Regions from separate parts of the Homo sapiens genome. Here region 1 is linked to region 2. A link is a loop called in an ENCODE intact Hi-C map of the cell type or tissue named here. Cell type or tissue: B cell. All regions are shown on one strand. Links, peaks and the distances in the headings refer to the core of each region. The heading gives the core; the rest is flanking DNA. Region 1 has its middle 15 kb from the start of CRTAC1. Region 2 holds the start of AVPI1 (arginine vasopressin induced 1).

Region 1 (11,167 bases), core at 1,925-9,924, 360 kb after region 2:
AGGACACGGTCTGCACACGTTTATAGGTAAGGGCATTGGCACAGAGTAACTAACATCCTCAGGTCACAGGCAGAGCATCCAATCCCGTGGCTGAGCTGGTGGAGTCACAGCTCAGTGCAGAGCCCTAGGTTATCTGAGATGTGATCAGTGCACTGGGTAGCCCAGAATGGATTGCTCACCAACAAGCATTTGTCCAGGGCTTGTTAGGTGTGGGCTCTGTGTTAGGCTGGTGGGAAAACAAAGATAAATACAACCTCTGCCTTCAAGGAGCTTACCATACAGCAGGAAATTGGCGCCCACATTGTGCTGAAAGAGGTAAGGAATAGGGCCGGGCAAGGTGGCTCGTGACTGTAATCCCAGCACGGTATTGCTGTGAGGCCCAGATGAGGCACTGCATGTGGAATGGCTGGAGAATACCTGTCTAGAGTATGCTTGAGTGATAGTCCCAGCTTTGCCACTTACTTGCTTTGAGAGGAAGAGGTAGGAGGATTGCTTGAGCCCAGGAGTTTGAGACTAGCCTGGGCAACATAGGAAGACCCCCATCTCTACACACACACACACACACACACACACACACACACACACAGTTATCCAGGGTGATGGTGCATGCCTGTGGTCCCAGCTACTTGGGAGGTTGAGGTGGGAGGATTGCTTGAGCCCAGGAGGTCCAGGCTGTGGTGAGCCATGATCATGCCGCTGCACTCCAGCCTGGGCAACAGAGTGAGACCCTGTCTCAAAAAGAGAGGGGGTGGAAAGAGAGAGGGAGAGAGTGAGAGAGACAGAAGGAATAGAAATGGGCTGGAGACGTGGCTACCAAGTGATGCCCCTTCTTCCCACATCCTGTGAGCTTCCTTGCCAAGGCACTGTGGGGGCAGGAGACACTTCCTTGGTTACTGTGCACCTTCACTCCCCATCTGCAAGTGGAACTCCCCCCTCTCTGCTTATTCGTAGTTGTCTCATCTTCATCCTCAGTCAAACATTCACCTTCTTTCTCTGCAGCTTCCCAGCAGCCACCTCAACCAAAGCCAGGGCAGCCTGTGGTCACAGCCAATCTGCCTAATGGCACTTTACAGATAATGGCAGCACACACTGAGACTGTACGTTCAGGTGCTCAGAGCTGTTCAAGTGCTTAACTGTTTTCATCGTCCTAACAAGCCTGTGATTCTGTTCTTATGCCCATTTTATAGGTGAAAAAGCTCAGGGTAAGTAAACAGCAAGTAAGTGGCAAAGCTGGGACTGTCACTCAAGCACACTCTAGAAAGGTATTCTTCAGCCATTCTGCATGTAGTGCCTCCTCGGGGCCTCACAGCAATACCATGGTGTAGGTTGATGGGGAAATCTAGACCACAAGGCTCAAATGCATTATTACCAAGCTCAATTCATCTACAGGCAAAGTGGACACGGGAACCCAGGTCTGCCTCTTAGCTGGTGTTCTTTTCACTACATTTTGTTGCTGAAGCCGGAAAATATTCCCTGTATGTTTCCAGTGGCCCTATACCCACCTAGTCTTTGGAGGATTTGTTTTTGCACTTTCCTACTGGGTGAAAACAAGCTCAAACAGTCTTGACCACGCTTAAGCCAGAAAAGCTTGAAAGACCGCCACCTGGTGGCTTTCTTGGTGGTGGTGACTGAAATTGACCCCAGCCTGCGATCAGTGGCCTTGGGTGTCAGTGGTGAGTCTGGAAGAGTAGACGTTGGAGTTTATGGCCACTGACTGTGTGCCAGGTGCTCTGCTAAGTACTTTAAAGGGCTCCCTCTCATTTATTCTTTGCATTAACCAAGTGAGGTTGGTCCTATTCTCTTTGGCTCCATTTCAAAGATGAGGAAGCTGAGGCTCAGAGGCAAAGTAACCAGTTCAAGGTCACACTGTTAATAATTATTTTTTTATTTTTATTTTTATTTTTTTGAGATGGAATCTCTCTCTGTTGCCCAAGCTGGAATGCAGTGGCGAGATCTTGGCTCACTGCAACCTCTGCCTCCCAGGTTTAAGTGATTTTTGTGCCTCAGCCTCCCAAGTAGCTGGGATTACAGGCACGCACCACCACATCTGGCAAATTTTTGGTTTTTAGTAGAGACAGGGTTTCACCACACTGGCCAGGCTGGCCTTGAACTCTTGACCTCAAGTGATCTGCCTGTCTTGGCCTCCCAAAGTGCTGGGATTCCAGGTGTGAGCCACCGTGCCCGGTCTATAACTCTTTAAGCTGGGCTTCAAATCCAGATTTCTCTGACTCTAGGTCCTGCTTCTACTTAACTACTCCTTATCTTACCTCCCCAGCCTTACCCCATCAGGCCATGGCCCATCCCCCAGTCCTGCTCACTGAGCCGCAGCCACTCCGACCATCCCTCTCTTCTTTGGGCTCTCACACAAGGAGAATGTTCCAGGCAGAAGGCACAGCAAGTGGTCTTCTTTGCACTTTCTGTGCCCTCTGTCTGGAACGTTCTCCCAGATTTGCCTGTGGCTGGTTACTCGTCCTACAGATCTCAGCTCATATGGGTCACATCCTCAAAGATGCCATTCCAACCATCCATCTAAGTTGTCCCTGCCCAAACCCAGTTCCTCACTATCCCATTACCTATCTGCATGTCCTTCTGAGGGCTTAGCATTCTCTGAAAGTATCTTGTTTGTTTGCTTGTCTGTTTTCTGTATTCCCCACTGGGAAGGTCAGCTCCATGCTGAGTCTCAGTGCCTACCCTACTGCTTGCCTAGTAGTTGCTCCATAAATGTGTACTGGATGAACGATCAGAAGGAAGGCGACAGGAGAGAAAAGGTCCCATGACTGGTATTTTATCCATCTACTAACAACTCAGGGGCCTTCTCATTCCTCCCATTGTTGGTATCATCCTTGCCTCCTTCTTCTTTGGACCCCACCTCTTTGTATCCAGGACCAGAGGTGAAGGGAGGCCAGAGCTAGGAATATAGATATTACAAATATAAGATGGCTTGCATTTCTGGTCCTTGGTATTTGATATAGCTGAAGAGTCTGGGTTTTTTTGGTAGTGGTTGTTGTTAATTCTTGTAATTAGCTTGTATCTTATAGATATTGCTCTTGGCCATTTAAAAAGAGGTTTAATTGGTCATTCAGGCCTGGAACCTATTCTGTTTTCCAAGTTTATTACTTCCTCCACCACATTCAGAACCTGGCAAGGTAGATTAGCATCTCAGGATTATAAACTGCCCGTTCTCACTCACCCACACTTGGATGTGCTCCAGAAAACAGACACTGGCTCGTGAATTTGAATTTAGAATCCTGCACTTGTAAGGAGAAGCTCAGACCCAGGCACAATATTTAAGATCTGCTGAAAACAGGAGCAGAGTACAAATGCTTACAGAGATGAGTTCCTAGCCAAAGACATGAGCGGCCTCAGAAAGGAAAAACCACAGTAGCTAATGGTCATTAAAGCTTAGTTGACGTAATTTCAGAGAATGAAGACAGCCACAATCCCAGTTAAATAATGCCAGGAGAATTTAGCTCTGAGCTGACAGTGCCATGACTGTGATGTGGTGGCAGAGTGGTGCCAGGGTGACCACCGGGTGAGGAACTGGGCAACCTGGCCTCTCATCTGGGCCGCCACTTTCCCACTGTATGTCCCTACTTAATCTGGAAAGATAAAACTGAGCTGGATGATCTTTCACATTCCCTGCAGTTCTGATGCTCTAGCCCTTTATTTGGGAGTAGAAGCAGGAGGAAGGTCTGGAGGAAAGGAGGCTAAAGTTTATCGAGTTCCTTCTCTCAGTCAGGCACTGAACTGAGCACAGTGGCATCACTTCTTCATAGCAGCCCTGCTAGCATAGTCTCTATTTTGCCTATGAGGAAAAAAAAAATAGGAGGCTAAGTGACATGTCTAAAGTCACATAGCTGGACCATGACACTCAAGCCAGCACACTTTCTACTTTGCCACAAGGCATCTGGCCACTTGAAAACCACCTGTACCTGCTGCTCCAGAATATCTGATTCCTAGAAGTAGCACTCACCTTCTATGGAGCATGACTTTGATCCACACAGTGACTGGGAAAGAGAGATGTCAGCTGGGTTGTCGGATTTCCTGGTTTATTTCAACACTATCTTCTGGCTCCCAGTTAGGCAGCTCGGGGGTGAAAGCTGCCCTTGATGTAAGTAATGAGCAGTAGAACTTGCGTTGTAGGCTGACCCCACAGGACACTGAATGATTCTGTAATTATGCCACACAGTATTCATTGAAGGCCATGCATGTGCTGTACGCTAACAACAACAATAGCAATAACAGCAGCAGCAGCAACAGCAAAAACAGTAGCAACGACGGTAGCGACAACAGCAACAGTAGCGGCAACAACAGCAGCAAAACAGCAGCAACAGCAACAACAGTAGTGTCAACAGCAGCAGCGACAGCAGCAACAACAGCAGCAGCGACAGCAGCAACAACAGCAGCAATAGCAGCAACAACAGCAGCAATAGCAGCGACAACAGCAATAGCAGCAGCAACAACAACAGCAGCAGCAACAGCAGCAACAACAGCAGCAACAACAACAGCAACAGCAGCAACAGCAGCAGCAACAACAATAGCAACAACAGTAGTGGCAATAACAGCAGCAAAACAGCAACAGCAGCAGCAGCAGCAACAGCAACAATCAATGACCTTTCCGAGGGCTCATTCTGCACTGGGCACAGTAAGATACTTACAAGCATATCACCTATGAGGAGTGTAAGATGACTCTCCCTATTTTCTGCTTGAGGATATTGGGTCTCAATCTCGGACAGATGAAACGAGTATCCCAATGGCTGAACCGCCAGGATCAACATGCTTCTGCCTCTATATGGCGGAGAAGGTGTTAACTTGCTAGGTAAACCAAGGGGCTGTATTTTCTTAATTAAAAATCAGGGCACATGGTCTGATACACTGGCTGGTGATCAGCAGGATCTCTAAAAACCCCAGGGGCAGTTGCAATCAGTATGGGTCTCAGCATAGCTACCTGCCTCTTTGTGCCCCCTCTTCTGCTCCATATCCATCATATCACTTTCTGGTCGCCCAAAGCCCTCCCACAAAGGCTCATCACTCTGGCCTCCCTCCCAGAGTATCTCGTGCTCCAAAACTGTGACCTCTAATCTGCAACCAAATTTACCATTCTCAGATTAAACAATCCCCAACCTATTCTGGTGGAGGAAACCCTAACAGCTGATTGGTGTAATTCATACTAAGGTGTGAGTGATTAACAAGATGTCTATCACTAACAAGTGTCTGTCATTTTAAAGAGAAGCTAGTTTCTCCACCAGACAGCTGTCTCTAATAGGATCCTAGCTGCCTGGCAGTCCAGGCTTCATGGTGGCAGTCTCATGGGGAAAGGTGGAGAGAGAGAGAGAGAGAGAGAGAGAGAGAGAGAGAGAGAGAGAGAGACCAACCTCTCCAGCGGGCTGATTTTCAAAGGGAGGTGCCTTATCCCCACTTTCTAGTCTCTGATCAGAATGCAGTGGCACAGGGAGAGTGCTTGGAAAACCCTACAGCCCCTCTCCTATTGGCATCGTCTCACCTTTCGAGACCCTCTCTTCAGTGAGAAACCATTTTAATAAGGCTGTAATTTCGTTACAGAATTTTGTAATTAAATATCCTTAAAAGAAATGAGGCTGCAGGTCCCTATCTCCCAATTTATCATAGACTTAATTCCCCAAGTTACACAGTGTTTAATCAAGACTGTATCCCTATTATAACTTCATGCACTTTCCTGGCCTTAGAGATAGGAAGTGCTCTGAATTTCTCATGAGGGTGCTCTCTGTTCCTGGGATGTTATTGTTTACCAAATAAGTGGTGGCTTCTTAGTCAGAAGTAGCAGATCTGTCCTCACCCCTGCCCTCACCCTAGTCCTCTGGGCCCGTCTCACCCTCCGAGGTAAATCCATTCATCAGCTCTTCAGAGGGTGTCACAGTTCAGAGCTGGCGGCTTCATTTAAGGAGCAAATGTGCTCCCCCTGCTGGCTGAGGGCAGCCAATACATCGGTGTGCTGCAAAAATCACAAACCTGGTTTTTGGGCTCCCTCCAAACCACAGGTGTGAACACCTACCATGTGCTGGGTGCAGTGCTAACGGATATCAAGATGAGAAGGGTCAGGCAGCTGTCCTCAAAGAGCATAGAGTCTGCTAGGAGAGACAAAAATGTGAGTAAATATTTTACATAATCCATAAAATCATGTGTTTACCTCTATTTACTTAATTGTGGGATTGCAGAGAGAAGAGAAACTACTTCTGTCCACAGAGATAAGGGAGGCTCCATAGTGAATATAGCACTTTACCTGCATCCTGAAAAAGCAGTCAGATTTCAGAAAGTGATGATGGTGGGGATCACACAACTTAGAGTGTTAGGGGTAAAGAGAACTGAAGAATCACGTACTTTAAATGCCTCCTTTTATGAGTGAGGAAAGGGAGCTCAGAAAGCCCAAACACCCTACGTGCAGTGATGGAATAGAGAGTGGAATCCATTTCTTCTCATTCCAACTCTGGGCTCACCAGGAATTCCAGGCTGAGGGTGGATGAAAGGCAGTGTGGGTGGGGAAGTGCCAGATATGTCGGGGAAATGGTGAAAGGGGTCAGAGTTGCCACAAGAAATTCAATCGCTTTTACTGAGGAAGTGAAATGGTCTGGTTAATTTAATTTCCTAATTAGATGGAAGTTCTGCAGAAAGGCTGCTTTGTTAGAAATGTTTTTAAATTTTAAAAAACTTCCTAAAATGTTTTCTTTTGCTTTCCTGCCTTAGCAAGAAAAATGAAGGCCATGGTTAGGCCATTGATACGTCTGGTTCTTGCAGTATCTTGCAATTATTTTAGCTGCAGAGAACATGCAAATTTACAGATAGAGACCCTTGAAGGGGTTTTAAAAATCTTTAACGGCAACATATTTGCCTGCTATTTGTCTATCATCAACCACAGTGTATAGATTTATTTATCAGTGTGGGATAGTTAAATCAAGAAATCTGATTAAATGAGGGCCCTGGCTCACGTTGCTTTGGGTAATTGAGGTTTTGCCGGGTTATTAAGGTGGTCCCTGCTGAGCCCCCGCATATCTTTGCCCTTGCTCTTTGCAGGGCTGCACCAGGCATTGGTGCTTCAGCAAGGAGCCCTATAGAATTCCTGGGCTTGTTTTGAAAAGGAGCAGGCAGAACATTTCACTGATGATACTGGCTGGCTCATGCACAAGTTCTTCCCACTGGGACCCCTGCCCACGGAAAAGTATGAATAGTGGCCTTATCTAAATGACAGCCTCAAGAGATTTGACTTCAGCCTGGATGTGGTAGCCAGCTGCCCCAGATTCCCACTTTCTGATATTCACACATTATACAGGCCCCTCCTACATTATACCAGGGTCGGTTTGTATAGCTAATAAAATAGGTGATAGCATGTCACTTCCTGGGTTAAGTTATAAAAAGTCGTTGCAGCTTTCATCCTGGCAGCTTTCTCTCTCAGATCACTTGCTCTCGGGGGAGGTAGCTGCCATGTCATGAGCATCACTATGGAGAGGCCCACGTGGTAAGGAGCTGAGGCCAACAGCCAACAGTCATGTGAGTGAGCCTGGAGGCCTAGGCTCCAGTCCCAGTTTAGCCTGATAACTGCAGCCCTGGCTGACATCTTGACTTCAACTTCATGAGAGAGACTGAGCCAGAACTACCCAGCTAAGCCACTCTCAGATTCACAACCCTCAGAAATTGTATGAGATAATAAATATGTGTTGTTTTAAGCTGCTGAATTTAAGCTAATTTGTTATGCAACAATAGATAACTAATACACTAGCGAGAGATCTCCCTGGCATGGGGAACTCTTGGGGACTGCTCTTTCTCAGCACTCTATCTAAGCAGCCAGAGGTGTCTTGACATCCCGGAATCTTAAATCTAGAAGAGGCCCTGGAGTTTAGCTAGTCCAGTTCCCTCAGTTTATGGTGGAAAAAGAGAGGCCAGAGGAGAAGAGGCTTTGTGTGTAGCCAAGATGAAAATAAAAGTTGGATCTCCTGATTTGGGGTTCTGCCTTTCCTCCTCTATTTCCACTCCCACAATTAGTTGGCTTCCCAATTCATCATTTTTATTATTTGAGACATGGTCTTGCTCTGTCACCTTTGCTGGAGTGCAGTGGCGTGATCACAGCTCACTGCAGCCTTGACCTGCCTGGGCTCAGGTGATCCTCCCATCTCAGCCTCCTGAGTAGCTGGGACTACAGGCATGCACCACCATGCCCAGCTATTTTTTTTTTTTTGGACTTTTTGTAGAGAGGGAGCTTCACCATGTTGGCCAGTCTGGTCTCAAACTCCCAGGCTCAAGTGATCTGCCCACCTCAGCCTCCCAAAATGGTAGGATTACAGGCCTAAGGCCCTCACCCTAATTATTATTTTATTCATCAAATATTTATAGAGTTCCTACTATGCACTAGGTCCTGTGTTAGGCCCTGGGTCATTGTAGAGGCTCTTGGCACATGTGGGACTATGGTCAAAAGTTATCATTCGAATGAAATATGCTTATTACAATGGATATATGCTGAATAAATGAATAAGTCAGGAGACACCACGTGCTAGCTCTGACTCTAACACTGATGCCTTGGGTCTCCTTTGCCATTCTCTGTAAATGAAGCTTCCAGGCTGATATGCAATGCAAAGACTTAGATTAAGACATAAAGTCTTCAAATTTTAGAACTAGAAAAGACTTTGGCAGGCAAGTGATGTGAAATTTTAGAGGGAAAGTGATCCCTTTGAAAATCAAATGAGATATGGACTCCTTTATCTAAATACACAAAACACTATGCATACAAATGCTGGGGATTCCTAGAACATTTGAAGCCTATTTGTGGACTTCCTAGCAATCCACAGGCCAAGAACCTCACATCTGGGCTAACCTCCCATTATTTGGGGTGAGAAATCTGAGACTCAGAGAAGGGAAGAGAAGCCCTACATCTCACAGCAAATCAGTAGCAAAGTCCATGCCTGAGATCTGGTTCCGTGCTCTCCCGCCACAGACCCCTGACTTACAGGAAGCACATGGAATATGAGGAAACCAGTACTGGCTCCCGGGAACACAGAACTTCAGGATGTCACATGCTGATATTTATTTTCTGTTAATATCTCTCAGGGACAGACAGAGTGGTTCAGACAACCAACTCTGTTTCCAGTGCGAGGCTATATGGCACCTCTGGATGCCTCCTAAAATTGGGCAGTTGGAAAGCTCCAGAGATGGACTGGCAGAGCTGGTGAGTCAAGGATGGAGGGAAGCAGGAAGCAGAGGAGAGTCTGGTGGTCTGGGTACTCAACAGCGAGGCCTCAAGGACAGTCAGCTTCCCTCTGTCCACTGGCTGGTCCCTGGAGTTCAGGGGGCTCTTCTGCCATGGGGCAGTGGTGCACGGTAAGGCAGAGCCTGGTCTCTGGCTATCATGGAAAGAACTAACTTAGCATAGTGCCTGAGAGCAGGGGCACTGGTGCCTCCCTGCTAGGGTTTAGAGTCATGTTGTTCTACTTCCTGGCTGTGCCACCTTGGGCCAATAGCTAACCTCTCTTCCTGATCTCTAAAGTGGGGCCTGTGATGCCTTTACACCATAGGCTTGTGAGAATTACATGAGTTCGTTCTTGCAAAATGCTTAGAACAGAGCCTGACATATAATAAATGCCATACAAATGTATGATAATTCAGGGCATAAAATCCATACTTCCTCAGGCATCAGTTTTCCTCTGCTGGATTCTTTAGAACAAGCCACTACACTTCAAAAAAAGTTACATTTTTAAAAAATCAACTTTATCAAATTATAAATTATATGCAATCATATGTAATAATATGTACCTATTGTAATTGTACATTCAGACAAATTAGTTTTGGTAAATGTATGCATTTGTGTAACCACAACCGCAATCGGGATATAGAATGTTTTCATCACCCCCAAAACTTCTTTTCTGTCCCTCGTCCCAGTCAATCCTCCTTTATCTCCATCTCCAAATGATCATGAAATTTGCCACCAAAGGTTATGGTGGCACATCTCTGTCAATGTGCATTCGCTGGGCACCAAATATATGGATGTCTCCCAATATATGTATGCATTTGTTATATAATATATATTATATATGTCCTGCTATCAGTCTGTATCATACCCACTAGGAAAGCTTACTTCATGTTTTTTTTTAGATAAAAATAAACACAAGAAAATTATTAAGCAAATGGTTAAGATGAGAACCATTGGTGGATTGGTGTAAAGGGAATACAAGAGTTCTTTTGTACAGTTCTTGAAAGTTTTCTGTAAGATTAACATTGTACCAAAATGAAAACTTACAGCAAATTGACCTAAGCAGCAGCCGGTAGAGCTATTGTTGGGCACTTTGCACACTGTCCGTTCTCAGAATCCCCTGGAAAGTTTCTGAACCCTGCCAAAGCCCAGGCCTCGCCCCAGCTCACAGGAATCAGAAGCTCCAGGGGTGGAGCTTTGGGCATCCACTTGGCTCACAGTGAGGGAGCCAGGGTTCCTGAGGGCCATGGGCCTTGGCAGGAGAGGACTCCCTTCAGCTGGCTGAGTCCACACTGGCCTTCAGAGTAAAATCGGCCAGGCTTGAGTTTGGCTAGAGAAGAACTTGCTCAAGTCGTGGGGCAGATGTGTTTGTGAAAATGCTTTGTATCTGTAAAGCACTGTATATGTCTAAGGGCAAAAACATCCCACTTTGGGAATGAGGTAGCTTAAAAGTGAATAACGCATACACAGAATAGATGTAGAATATAAAGCGTCGGCTAATTATTAGATCACCTCCACTGCTGCAATTACTACTACTACTAGCTGGCCATCCCAGTCTGCCTGGAACTGTCCTGATTTTAGCACTGAAAGCCTTGCATCCCAGGAAAACCCTCCATTCCAGATAAACTGGGATGGCTGGTCACCCCAGAGCCTGTTAATACCCTTTCAATTACCATGATCACTTTGACTAACACTGTATTAGTCAGCTCAGGCTGCCATTAAAAATACCATCGACTGGAGGGCCTAAAATTAGAAATTTATTTTCCCACAGTTCTGGAGGCTGGGAAGCTCAAGATCAAGGTTCTGGCTGATTCAGTTCCTGGTGGGGGCTCTCTTCCTGGTTGTAGATGGTGGCCTTCTTGCTGTGCCCTCACATGGCCTTTCCTCTTGCTCACAAAGGATAAAAGGACCCCTGGTGTCCCCTCCTCTAATAAGGTGGATCAGGGCCTCAGACTT
Region 2 (11,167 bases), core at 1,933-9,932:
ATTAATTTGAAGATTGAAGGAAGACAAAGTATATAGAATAGTGGTCAGTGTTTTCAATCTATAAAATTGAGACATCATCCCACCTCCTATCTTTAAGACCCTGGGGATGAACCAAATCTGTATAATTTAGCAAACATAGTATGAAATGAGCCAATCAGATCTAACCACAGTCCAGTGGACCTAATGAGCAAGAGGTGGAGGCAGAAGAGGAGGCTACAAGGGTTAGAATATACTGTCAAGGGCAGAGACTGAAACTTATAAGAAAGTTCAATAGAAGTTAGACTCTGTGTCAATGTCTCCCATCATATCCAGGAAGTGAAAATTAAAGGATCTCCCTTGATTCTAGATAGTTCACTTTGAATAATAAAGGCCTAAGAAGCTTACCCACCCATCCTTGTCTCCAGCACAGCCTGGAAACAAGGGAAGCCTGGCATTACATAGAACAGGTTTTGAGTTCCAACTCTGACACCTTAAGCAAGTTACCCAACCTCGTCTCTGAGCCTGTTTCCTTAACTGTCAAATGGGGATAAGATTACCCACTTCTTAGGGTTATAGTAAGGATAAATGAGCCCAGTATATCAGTTACCCAATAAGAGCTAAATAAAATTATATCAGTTACCCAATAAGAGGATAAATAAAAAATTTAAGAATACAATGATATGGCTGGGCGTGGTGGCTCACACCTGTAATCCCAGCACTTTGGGAGGTGAGGCGGGCGGATCACCTGAGGTCAGGAGTTCAAGACCAGCCTGACCAACATTGAGAAACTCCGTCTCTACTAAAAATACAAAAGTAGCCGGGCGTGGTGGCGCATGCCTGTAATCCCAGCTACTCGGGAGGCTGAGGCAGGAGAATCACTTGAACCCAGGAGGCAGAGGTTGCGGTGAGCCGAGATCCCGCCATTGCACTCCAGCCTGGGCAACAAGAGCAAAACTCCGTCTTAAAAAAAAGAATACGGCCGGGCGCGGTGGCTCACGCCTGTAATCCAGCACTTTGGGAGGCCGAGGTGGGTGGATCATGAGGTCAGGAGATAGAGACCATCCTGGCTAACAAGGTGAAACCCCGTCTCTACTAAAAAATACAAAAAATTAGCCGGGCGCGGTGGCGGGCGCCTGTAGTCCCAGCTACTCGGGAGGCTGAGGCAGGAGAATGGCGTGAACCCGGGAAGCGGAGCTTGCAGTGAGCCGAGATTGCGCCACTGCAGTCCGCAGTCCGGCCTGGGCGACAGAGCGAGACTCCGTCTCAAAAAAAAAGAAAAAAAAAAAAAAAAGAAAAAAAGAATACAATGATACAACAATTAAAAAATACAAATAAAAAATAGATACATTGTAACTACAAAACATTCACATTGTATTAGGTATTATAAGTACCCTAGAGATGATTTAAAGCATGCAGGAGGATGTGCGCAGTCTATAGGCCAACATGGCATTTTATGTAAGTGACTTAAGCGTCCCACGGAGGAGCCTGGAACCACCCTCCATGGATACTGAGGAATTTATAAACGCAAATCCTCCTCTGTTGGCCTCTGTGACCTTTGTACCTGGGTCAGGGGTACAGGTAAACCCTCCTCTTTCCTCTAAGCTGTGTGGCACAGCCAGCTGATGACAGGCCTGTGCTCCCACCCATCTCTCCCAGCCCCAGGCCTGCTGGGGAGAGGAGGAGCAGGTCCTGCTGCTTCTCCAGGGCCTGGTTGCCTAAGTCAGACCTCATTCCACAGCCAGCTACAGAGACAGCTGTCAACAGCAACCAGCTTCCAAAAGGGGAAAAGGAACATTAAAATATTTTTAAATTAAAATATTTACATGCTCATCATAAGAGGCAAACAGTACAAAAGCTTATATATAAAAACTTTTCCAATTTCCTATCAACCCACTTGCAGAAGTAACCCTTCCCCTAACCTGCCTTTTGTTCTCTGTAAGAGTTTGAATTGTCTCCGCCCCACTCATACTCCCAAAATATGACTCCCCCCCTTGCCCTGGCCTTCTCCGCTCCTCACCTCAATAGTCACCCTCATTATCCCAATCATTTCTATGCTCACTCTGTCCCAGTTTCCAGGCCTTCTATCATAAAAACTCCACCCTGTTTTCAAAAGATTTAACAACTACAATAAAGCTGCAGAAGACTTCCAGATGAGTTAACGTCATGAAAATTGTATTTTATTTGGAAAATGGAAATTTAAAAATCTGCCTCTCCTTAGGTGCTATTATGAAAATCCAGTTAAAACCTAATCTATATGGTAATTAAGCCCCCAGAGCTGGATGACATAAACACACTGTGACAAGAAGACAACAGTCGCCAAGTAACACTTTTAGGCTGATAAAAAGAAAAGCTAACTATGGGATATTTACTCTGGATCAGGCAATACGTATGATATCCTTTAATCCTCAAAACAATTCTAGGAGTTAGGGACTGTTATCCCATTTCACAGGGAAGTAAAGGGAAGCTAAGATGCAAATATGAGTACCAGTGGCTTAGCCGAGGCCAGAGGTGGTTCAAATGACTGCAGCCCATGCTTTTATTTTTATTTTTTTTTTGAGAGTGAGTTTTGCTCTTGTTGTCCAGGTTGGAGTGCAGTGTTGCAATCTCAGCTCACTGCAACCTCTACCTCCTGAGTTCAAGTGATTCTCCTGCCTCAGCCTCCCGAATAGCTGGGATTACAGGCGTCCCCCACCACTCCCGACTAATTTTTTGTATTTTTAGTAAAGACAGGGTTTCACCATGTTGGTCAGGCTGGTCTTGAACTCCTGACCTCAGGTGATCCACCCGCCTTGGCCTCCCAAAGTGTTGTGATTACAGGTGTGAGCCACTGCGCCCGGTCAGCCCACGCTTTTAAACCCCCGAGCTGGCTTCACAGCCAGGCAGCTTAAAGAACACTTCACATTTCTATGAAGAATGCTTTCCTATTCCCACCTAATTCATGAAGGGGAAATCCTACCAATGGAAAGGGAAGGACAATGAATTATCCCACCTGGTGGAGGCAGGGGTGGAGCTGTGGAATTTCGTTAGTCTGTTCTCTAGGGTCAGGGCTCTTTCCTGGGTGACAGCCCAGCCTTGAGCCGTAGCACTCTAAAGAGGAAGAGCCCAGCTTCCACAGAAGAAATCAAGAACTGCAACCCAGCCCAGTGCACAGAGCCCTGGCTTACGAGTCAGAGGAGTCGGTTCAAGCCCTACTTCTGCCACTCACTGGCTGAAAAACCTCAGGCAATTCACATCCCCTCTGTGGGTCAGCTTCCCTGTTACTGCTATAAGAACAGCTTGATGCTGTTTGTTTCTGAGGGCCTGCACCAGTGCTGAGAGTCAACAATTCCACCCGCAGGTAAGTCTGTACAGAAGGAGGAACGGAGCTACTTGTCTGCCAAAGCCTAGGGGCAATGTGTGGACAGGTCTGGCTAACTGGGTGCTAGGAAATTCCCCAGCCAGTAGCTCCCTTTCTCCTCCCTACTCTATGTTGTTTTGCTGCAGTGGGCCCTGGGGTTAGCATCTGGTAGAAAACAGAACTCACAGCTCTAAAGCTCCCTAGTGACCTCAGCTGGCAATGACCAAGCCCGGGGCAGACGCCTAGGCAGGTCTGGGGTAGTAGGAGAAAGGGTGATATCTGGCCTCACCTCCCCAGGAAAAGAAGGGCAATAAGGATCATGTAGCAGCAGCTGCCTCGGGGAGGAAATGGCTTGGAGCCTGACTTCCCAACAACCTCTCCCAGGATGGCAAGGCTTTGACTCCACAGCTTCAGCGAGCTGCGAGTCACAAACATACCAAGAAACCCTCAGGGAGAGTCTGAGCCTCCAGCCTCAACCCTCCTTGAACCTTAGGGAGGGCCTAGCACCTCCAGATTTTGAGGCCCCTCACTCTTTTTACTCTTTTTTTTTTTTTTTTTTGAGGCGGAGTCTCACTCTGTCACCCACGCTGGAGTGCAGTGGCGCAATCTCAGCTCACTGCAACCTCTGCCTCCAAGGTTCAAGCAATTTTCTTGCCTCAACAACCTCCCAAGTAGCTGGGATTACAGGTGCCCACCACACGCCCGACTAATTTTTGTATTTTTAGTAGAGACAAGGTTTCACCATGTTGGCCAGGCTGGTCTTGAACTCCCGACCTCAAGTGATCCACCCACCTCATCCTCCCAGAGTGTTGGGATTATAGGCGTGAGCCACCATGACCGGCCAAGCCCCTCACTCTTGGCTCTGTCTCTTATTCTGGGATTCAGACAGCAGAGTGAGGCTGGGAATAAAACTAGGCTGATTCCAGGTAGGATTAGATGGTTAAGTTTTGGGAAAACCGATGAAATGTCGAATCAGAACACTTTTATTATCAAAGGAAACTTTTCCTGTCTCATTCCATGTGTTCAATAGTTATTTTCCCTCCAATTTCCTGGAGAAGACCTTAGTCCAGGAAAAGTCAGTGTATACTTGCACAATAGTACTTTTGAAAACTAGAAAATGAAACCATGGGGCTATTAAAAGATTACAAATGGACCTTTCATTTCAGAACTGACATAAAAGAAGGTAAGTATGGGTCTGTGTACAAACGAGTAAAGACCAATTGCAAAATACTTCAATTTGACACAAACTAGGTTGAAAGTGAACCCCAAAGGAAATACCAAACATTGAAAATGACAAAGTTCAACTTGTTTTGAAACAGGCAATAAGTGAAGAACTGTGGAACCCTAACAAAGAAATATATTTAAAAAGTGACTCACCATGCAATGAATTTGCAATATATAAATATGGCGCGCAATTGAGCACTCTTTGCAATATATGAAGTTCAGTTCAGACAGCTATTCTAGGAGAGTATCTCACTGCAGTCCCAGGGAGGCACAGGTAACCACCAGAGGCAGAACACATTTGGGTGAGCTGGCAACTCCTAGGTCCTCATGCAGGAGGAGGCCCCCTTCCAATAACCCAGGTGATAGCAATAATCTCTGTAATCAGGGGCCTAGGGGCTCTTAGAAAAATTACTGGAGGCTCTGGCCCAAGGCCTGAATCAACACTTGGGACCCTGGCCTGCTATCCTATACAGACATGCCACTGGACAGCAGCCAAAATCTGTGGCTCCTCAAATGGGAAGCCCAGTTCAAATCGCTGTGTGGGCTTCCCCACCAGCAGGGCCTAGCCTCAGGGAGGTATGCCGAGACAACTGGATATACATTGGCCTCCAAATCCATGCCCCTGGAGGTGGAGAAAGGAACTGGGCCCTTTCCCCAGACCAGTTCTCATATATGACCTGGAAATAAACTGCTACTAGATCTAGGGATAACCCTTTCAAGATTTCTAGAACCCTGAATTCTGGCTGTGCTGCTAACTGGGTGACCTTGGATAAGTCTCAGTTTCCCCTGCCACAAGTTGCTCGTCATCAAAATAGTATAAGGCCAGGCCTGGTGGCTCACGCCTGTAATCCCAGCACTTTGGGAGGCTGAGGTGGGAGGATTGCTTGAGCCCAGGAGTTCCAGACCAGCCTGGTCAACATAGCAAGACTGCCTCTATAAAATTTTAAATAAGCTTTTTAAAATAAATGGTGAGTATAAATAACTCTTAACAGGAAAAGGGAGATTAAGTTTGTGACGGCATTCCTTCTAGTACCTGGTATACCACAGACATTCTATGCATGCTGGTTGAATGAATAAATGATGAAGGGAAAGGCTGTTTGACTACCAGGGGCTATAGAATCATTGTCATTTTCATCATCACAGCCATCAACAAATCTGTGTACTTTTAAATCATAGCTTTATGATTAAAATCATAGAGGCAGCTTGTTCAGTGTCAAGCGCAGAACAGAGCACGTTCAGATGGGTGCTTTCTTTCCTCCTCACTTAAGGTGGCACTATTGTTATACCCATTTTACAGATGAGAAAGCTACACCCAAAGTCACACAGCTGGCAGGTGATGGAAGCTGGGACATGAACCCAGGCAGTCTGACCCCAGCACCCGGGCTCTCAAGCCACTGTTATTTTTGTTCCTGCCAGATGGCTGAGGAGGTCTTCTGGGGAAGGTCGGTCCCAGAAGCCTTTCGGAGGCTATCTGCTTCTGTAGATTGTGGAAGGAGCAGGGAGGGATCCAAAGTCAGGACTCCCAAGCTAGCCTCTGTACCCTCTGCACTCCACTGCCCGGTGGAGAATTGGAGCAGGTACTCACCACACTGAAGGGCAGCTCCGACAGACCTCAAATGGGGATGGGGCAAGCTAAGATGCGCCCACTCCAACCTCTTCCACAGCCTTCAGAAAGGGCAGGCGCAGCTCTGCGAAGGTGCTTACAAGGGCCAGTCGGTGATCACGGGCAGCACAAGAGCATGGCAGAGGGTATCCTGGCCGAGGTCCTAAGGCGACATCTGCAGCACGAGGAGGCCCCGGGACTCAGACGTGGCCGCTTCGCAGAACGACGGGGTCCTAAGTGGATCTGGCGGTCGCGTCCCGCTGGCACCCCGGCTCTGACTGTCGCCCTCCGGCTCCCACCGCAGCGCCGAGCTGGGCCGCCGACCTACGTACCTGGTTGCTTGAGGCAGGCCGCACGCAGCCCCAAACTGGTCCGGGCCACTTGGGTCACAGCCGCGGTTCCCGGGAGAAAGCGCTCCCTAGCCCCGGAACAGCCAATCCTCGGCCCTAGCCAGGTATGAGCTCCCAGGCGAGCCTTCCAAACCCAAGGCGGAGTTCCGTGCGCCAATCATCGGTGGGAGACAGGGAGGGGGCGTGTCCATCCCCGCCCCCCGCCTCCGCTGGCCTCGAAAGCGGAGTGCGAAGCTTCCTCAAACCTAATCGGCGGCGGAGCGGCGGTGAGGGGGCGTGTCTGCCCGGGCCCTGCCCACCGCCCTCTCCGCCCCCGCGCGGCGCCCGAGGCGCCCCCTTCATTGACGTCAGTCCCCAGGGCCAGCGCGGTTTTGCTGGCGCGGGAGCTGGGCGGGGCTGCATTCCTGCCCCAGGGTGCGGCGAAAGCTGGCCCTGCCGGGTACACGTGACGGATGCCCCTTCTCCTGGGCCCGAGGCCAGCGCGCGCGGCACTGACTGCCTTGCAGCGCGTGGCCCTCTGCAGATCCTCAGACTCTGCCGCTCAAGTCCCCTCCCAGCCCACCGTTTGGCTCCGGCTTTGAGGGAGAGGAGGGGGCAGTCTGCTGGAGTCAGACCTTGGGCTTCAAAGCCAGAATGTCGTGGGTTCAAATATTGGGTCATTTGTGCGACTTTGGGCCGGTTACCTAAACAAGACCGTATTTTAAAGTTTGTATGCATTCGGAAATGTTCATTAGTGACCTATGCTGTCCGAGTTCCTTGATAGGCCGTAAACAAGAGAGACGGAAAGACCTATAGCCCTTGTCCTGGGGAGTCTACAGCCTAGTAAGGGAGGCAGGCATTAAACAACCTAAAACATGGAGTATGTGATTACAGTTGTGATCAATGTTATGGCTATAAGAGGATAAATATGGAGGAACCTAAGCTTCCTCTGGGAGGTTCAGGAGGGCTGAAGAAGCAGCATTTAAGCTGAGATATAAAGAAGGAGTTGAAACTGGTCAAATGAAGAGGAGTGGATCTGGGGAGACTGCTTTAAGGAAAGAGGGAAAGGCATTTGGTTGGGCCAGGAGGTAGCTTGGCTCCGGAGGAATTAAATGCGACCCGGAGTAAGGCTAGCAAGAGAGAGCACGGTGGGAAGTAGAAGGCAGAGGCAGGCAGAGAAGGTTGCATGTGATCCTTGGAGGGGTTTAAACAAGGAATGGCATTATATGTACTGTGTTTATGTAACGGGCATTTTATAGTACTTACCACGTACCAGTAGTGTCAGTCAGCACTTTGCAAATTTCATCATCATGACAAGTTTGTGTTTTTAGAAGGTCACTCTGGCTGCAGTTTGGAACTTGGATTGGAGGGGGCAGGAGTGGAGGCAGGGTGTCCAGTAGGCCTCTGATAAATGCTTGTTTTGTCCTTGGAAGATGAAGTGTTTGTGCACTTGTTCAGCAATGCTCAGGAAAGGCTCCTGGGTCTCCCTGACTTCCTTTTTACTTCATAGCTGACCTCTTATCCATTTAAGCTTGATTTTTCTTCTGTAAAAGTTGTGGGTGGGAAGGGGAAGAGCCAGCACATGGGGCTTTGTGAATTCCTTGTTGCAGCGTGAAGGGGATGCTTGGGAGCTATTTGTCCTCACCCCATGATCTCCAGTTCCTCTCTCTGTCCTTCTGCACAAAAACAGCGTAAGTGTTGTTGTGCTGTGGCTAAAAGGGTTTTTTGTTTTGTATTTTTGAGACAGAGTCTCACTCTGTTGCCCAAGCTGGTGTGCAGTGGCACCATCTCAGTTCACTGCATCTTCTGCCCCCTGGGTTCAAGCGATTCTCCTGCCTTAGCCTCCCGAGTAGCTGAGACTACAGGCACGTACCACCACACCTGGCTAATTTTTGTATTTTTTAGTAGAGATGCAGTTTCACCATGTTGGCCAGACCGGTCTTGAACTCCTGACCTCAGGTAATCCACCTGCCTCGGCCTCCCAAAGTGCTGGGATTACAGGCGTAAGCCACCATGCCCGGCCGCTAAAAGGTTTTTTTGTTTGTTTGTTTGCTTTTTTTGAGACGGAGGCGCACTCTGTCGTCAGGCTGGAATGCAGTGGCACGATCTCGGCTCACCGCAACCTCTGCCTCCCGGGTTCAAGCGATTCTCCTGCCTCAGCCTCCCGAGTAGCTGGGATTATACGTGCAGGCCACCATGCCCGGCTAATTTTTGTATTTTTAGTAGAGATGGGGTTTCACCATGTTGGCCAGGATGGTCTCGATCAATTGACCTCGTGATCCTCCGGCCTCAGCCTCCCAAAGTGCTGGGATTACAGGCGTGAGCCACAGCGCCCGGCCCGTTAAAAAGGTTTTTACAGTGGCTTCTCTTCACTTTTCCTCAAGCCCTGGGGAACTGTTGAAAAGAACAAAGAAATCAGCGATGTTCGTCTCCAGTGGAAAGTATTGGTGCAGAGACTTTCAGCCAACTACTTTGCTAAGGAGGGGACTGTGCAGGCTCCTAAACCAAAGGCTGAGCTTCTGAGCCAGTGACTCCCACTGGCCCATTCTAACCAATGGGGAAGCCAGACTCTTGGCATATCAGTGCTGGGTGAACCTAGGAACTCTGATGCCATGAGCTTAGATGAGCATCCCGAGGTAGGAATTGGGAACTTGTGGTTTCTGGCTCAGATGTGACTAAGGCTGGGTGGAGCGTATCTGGTATCTCCAAACATTTTTGCAGGCATGTGACCATGTGCTTACCACACAATGGAACCATTTCTGTTGTTACAGCTTTGTGATTCAATACTTCTGGCGAGAAGGTGGGGCACTCCACAGTTGTGTGGGCCATGTAAGCCTCACCAGAAGTGGAGTAACATCTGAGACCCACAGAATGGTGCTGGAGACAGTAATCACCCCGGACGGGGCCCTGTTTAGAGAAAGTCAACTCTGGGGAATGGAAACCTCATGAAATTCAGGCCCAAACTTGAGTTTACCCAGGGGCCTAGATTAAAGTGAGTTTAGTGAGGAACTCCCTTCAGGCATAAAATTTAAGAGGGCACCAAAAAATTCAGGAAACCCAAGATAAATAATATCTTAACACAATATTTTTAAAAATCGAAATTAATGCAAAAAATCCATGATGAACAGAATATCAACATTTAAAATATAGGCAGACTATTGTTTATGACCTTGCATTATTTTGCAATGGGAACAGTCATTACCAATCAGCCCATGGTTCCCAGGCAGACTGCCACTGCGTGTCCTGACAAGTGGCTTTATGAGAGTTGACAATAACATGTGAACAGATTGAATAACATGGAACTTTATATGTAGTCTTTTTTTTATTGGAATGCTTTTATCCACTTGTTCTATTTGGTTCAAAATATGGAAGGTAAGTGCATATAGGACATATATTTTTTCTTTTGTCTTGGGCTCGAATATGGTTCAACTCAGTACTGGTTTTTACCCTCAAAGGAAGTAAAGTCTAGGAAGGGGGTTCTAGCTGTTTTACCTTAAGCAAATGACTTAATTCCTCTGCCTATTTTCTTGTCTTTTTTTTTCTTTTTTTTGAGACAGAGTCTTGCTCTGTCACCAGGCTGGAGTATAGTGGCCCAATCTCAGCTCACTTCAACCTCTGCCTCCCGGATTCAAGTGATTCTCCTGCCTCAGCCTCCTGAGTAGCTGGGACTACAGGCGTGTGCCACCACGCCCAGCTAATTTTTGTATTTTTAGTACAGACAGGGTTTCACCATGTTGGCCAGGATGGTCTCTATCTCTTGACCTCGTGATCTCTCTGCCTCGGCCTCCCAAAGTGCTGGGATTACAGACGTGAGCCACCCAACCTGGCCTCTTTTTCTTGTCTTTAAAATGAGAATAATCACACCACTTTTCAGTGTTGCTGTGAAGATGAATTGAGGTACTGTAGGCTGAGTTCTTAATATACACCTTGCTATAGACACTAAACCAGCATTGGACTCCTTCCCTCTTTCTATCCTGCAGGAATGGTTCAAGCAGCTGGACAGTTATGGTTCCCTAATGGGGCTGACACTTATTCCCATGGGTTTCTTATTGCTATTTGTCCTGTTCTGGGCAAAGCAGAGAGAACTTTTACACTCAACTGACATGCAACAGTGCAACTTTTGAATTAACTCTGATTTTCTTGATAAATAATCATGGGCATTCTAAACTTTTTAAGAAAGCCCCTTCTGCTTATGACATTACACAAGGCAGCTAGACTATAGCCCTCTTCTATCAAGTGACAATCTGGACAGGCGAAAAATAGCAAAGTCCTTATAGAAAAATGGTACAAGCTGGGCGCCGTGGCTCACGCCTGTAATCCCAGCACTTTGGGAGGCTGAGGCGGGTAGATCACAAGGTCAGCAGTTCGAGAACAGCCTGACCAACATGGTGAAATGCCATCTCTACTAAAAATACAAAAAAATTAGCTGGGCGTGGTGATGGGCGCCTGTAGTCCCAGCTACTTGGGAGACTGAGGCAGGAGAATCGCTTGAAACTGGAAGGTGGAGGTTGTAGTGAGCCGAGATTGTGCCACTGCACTCTAGCCTGGGCAACGAGAGCAAAACCCTGTCTCAAAAAAAAAAAAAAAAAAAAAAGAAAAGAAAAGAAAAAAGAAAAATGGTACATTATAGAAGCACTAAAAAAGTACACTATTCATGTAGATTAGAATTAAAGGTCAGTATTGTATTAGCCTGCT

The links. Hi-C counts contacts between places; a loop is a spot of excess contacts. Peaks named below come from ENCODE experiments on the same cell type or tissue, not always from the same donor. Only the 100,000 strongest peaks of a DNase experiment are listed, where the experiment ranks them.
Region 1: it touches region 2 in a loop (14-fold over the local background); 4 of 110 quality-filtered maps call a loop at or near these places.

The regions. Positions count from the first base shown.
Region 1 is chr10:98,040,030-98,051,196 of GRCh38, forward strand. No RefSeq gene overlaps it. Among named protein-coding and RNA genes, the nearest start is that of CRTAC1, 15 kb to the left of the region's middle. RefSeq lists an enhancer at 6,026-6,085. In B cell, for the core only: CTCF peaks have their summits at 5,936 (motif pointing left) and 6,139; a DNase peak (open chromatin) is centred at 5,932; H3K27me3 peaks cover 2,083 bases.
Region 2 is chr10:97,680,641-97,691,807 of GRCh38, forward strand. It overlaps AVPI1 (arginine vasopressin induced 1), which reads right to left and starts at 6,601. Exons shown (of 3, transcript NM_021732.3): 1 at 6,126-6,601. RefSeq lists enhancers at 5,738-6,691, 6,425-7,624, 6,692-7,645 and a silencer at 6,588-6,967. In B cell, for the core only: no CTCF peak of the experiment used is centred there; a DNase peak (open chromatin) is centred at 6,761; H3K4me3 peaks cover 1,598 bases; H3K27ac peaks cover 1,208 bases.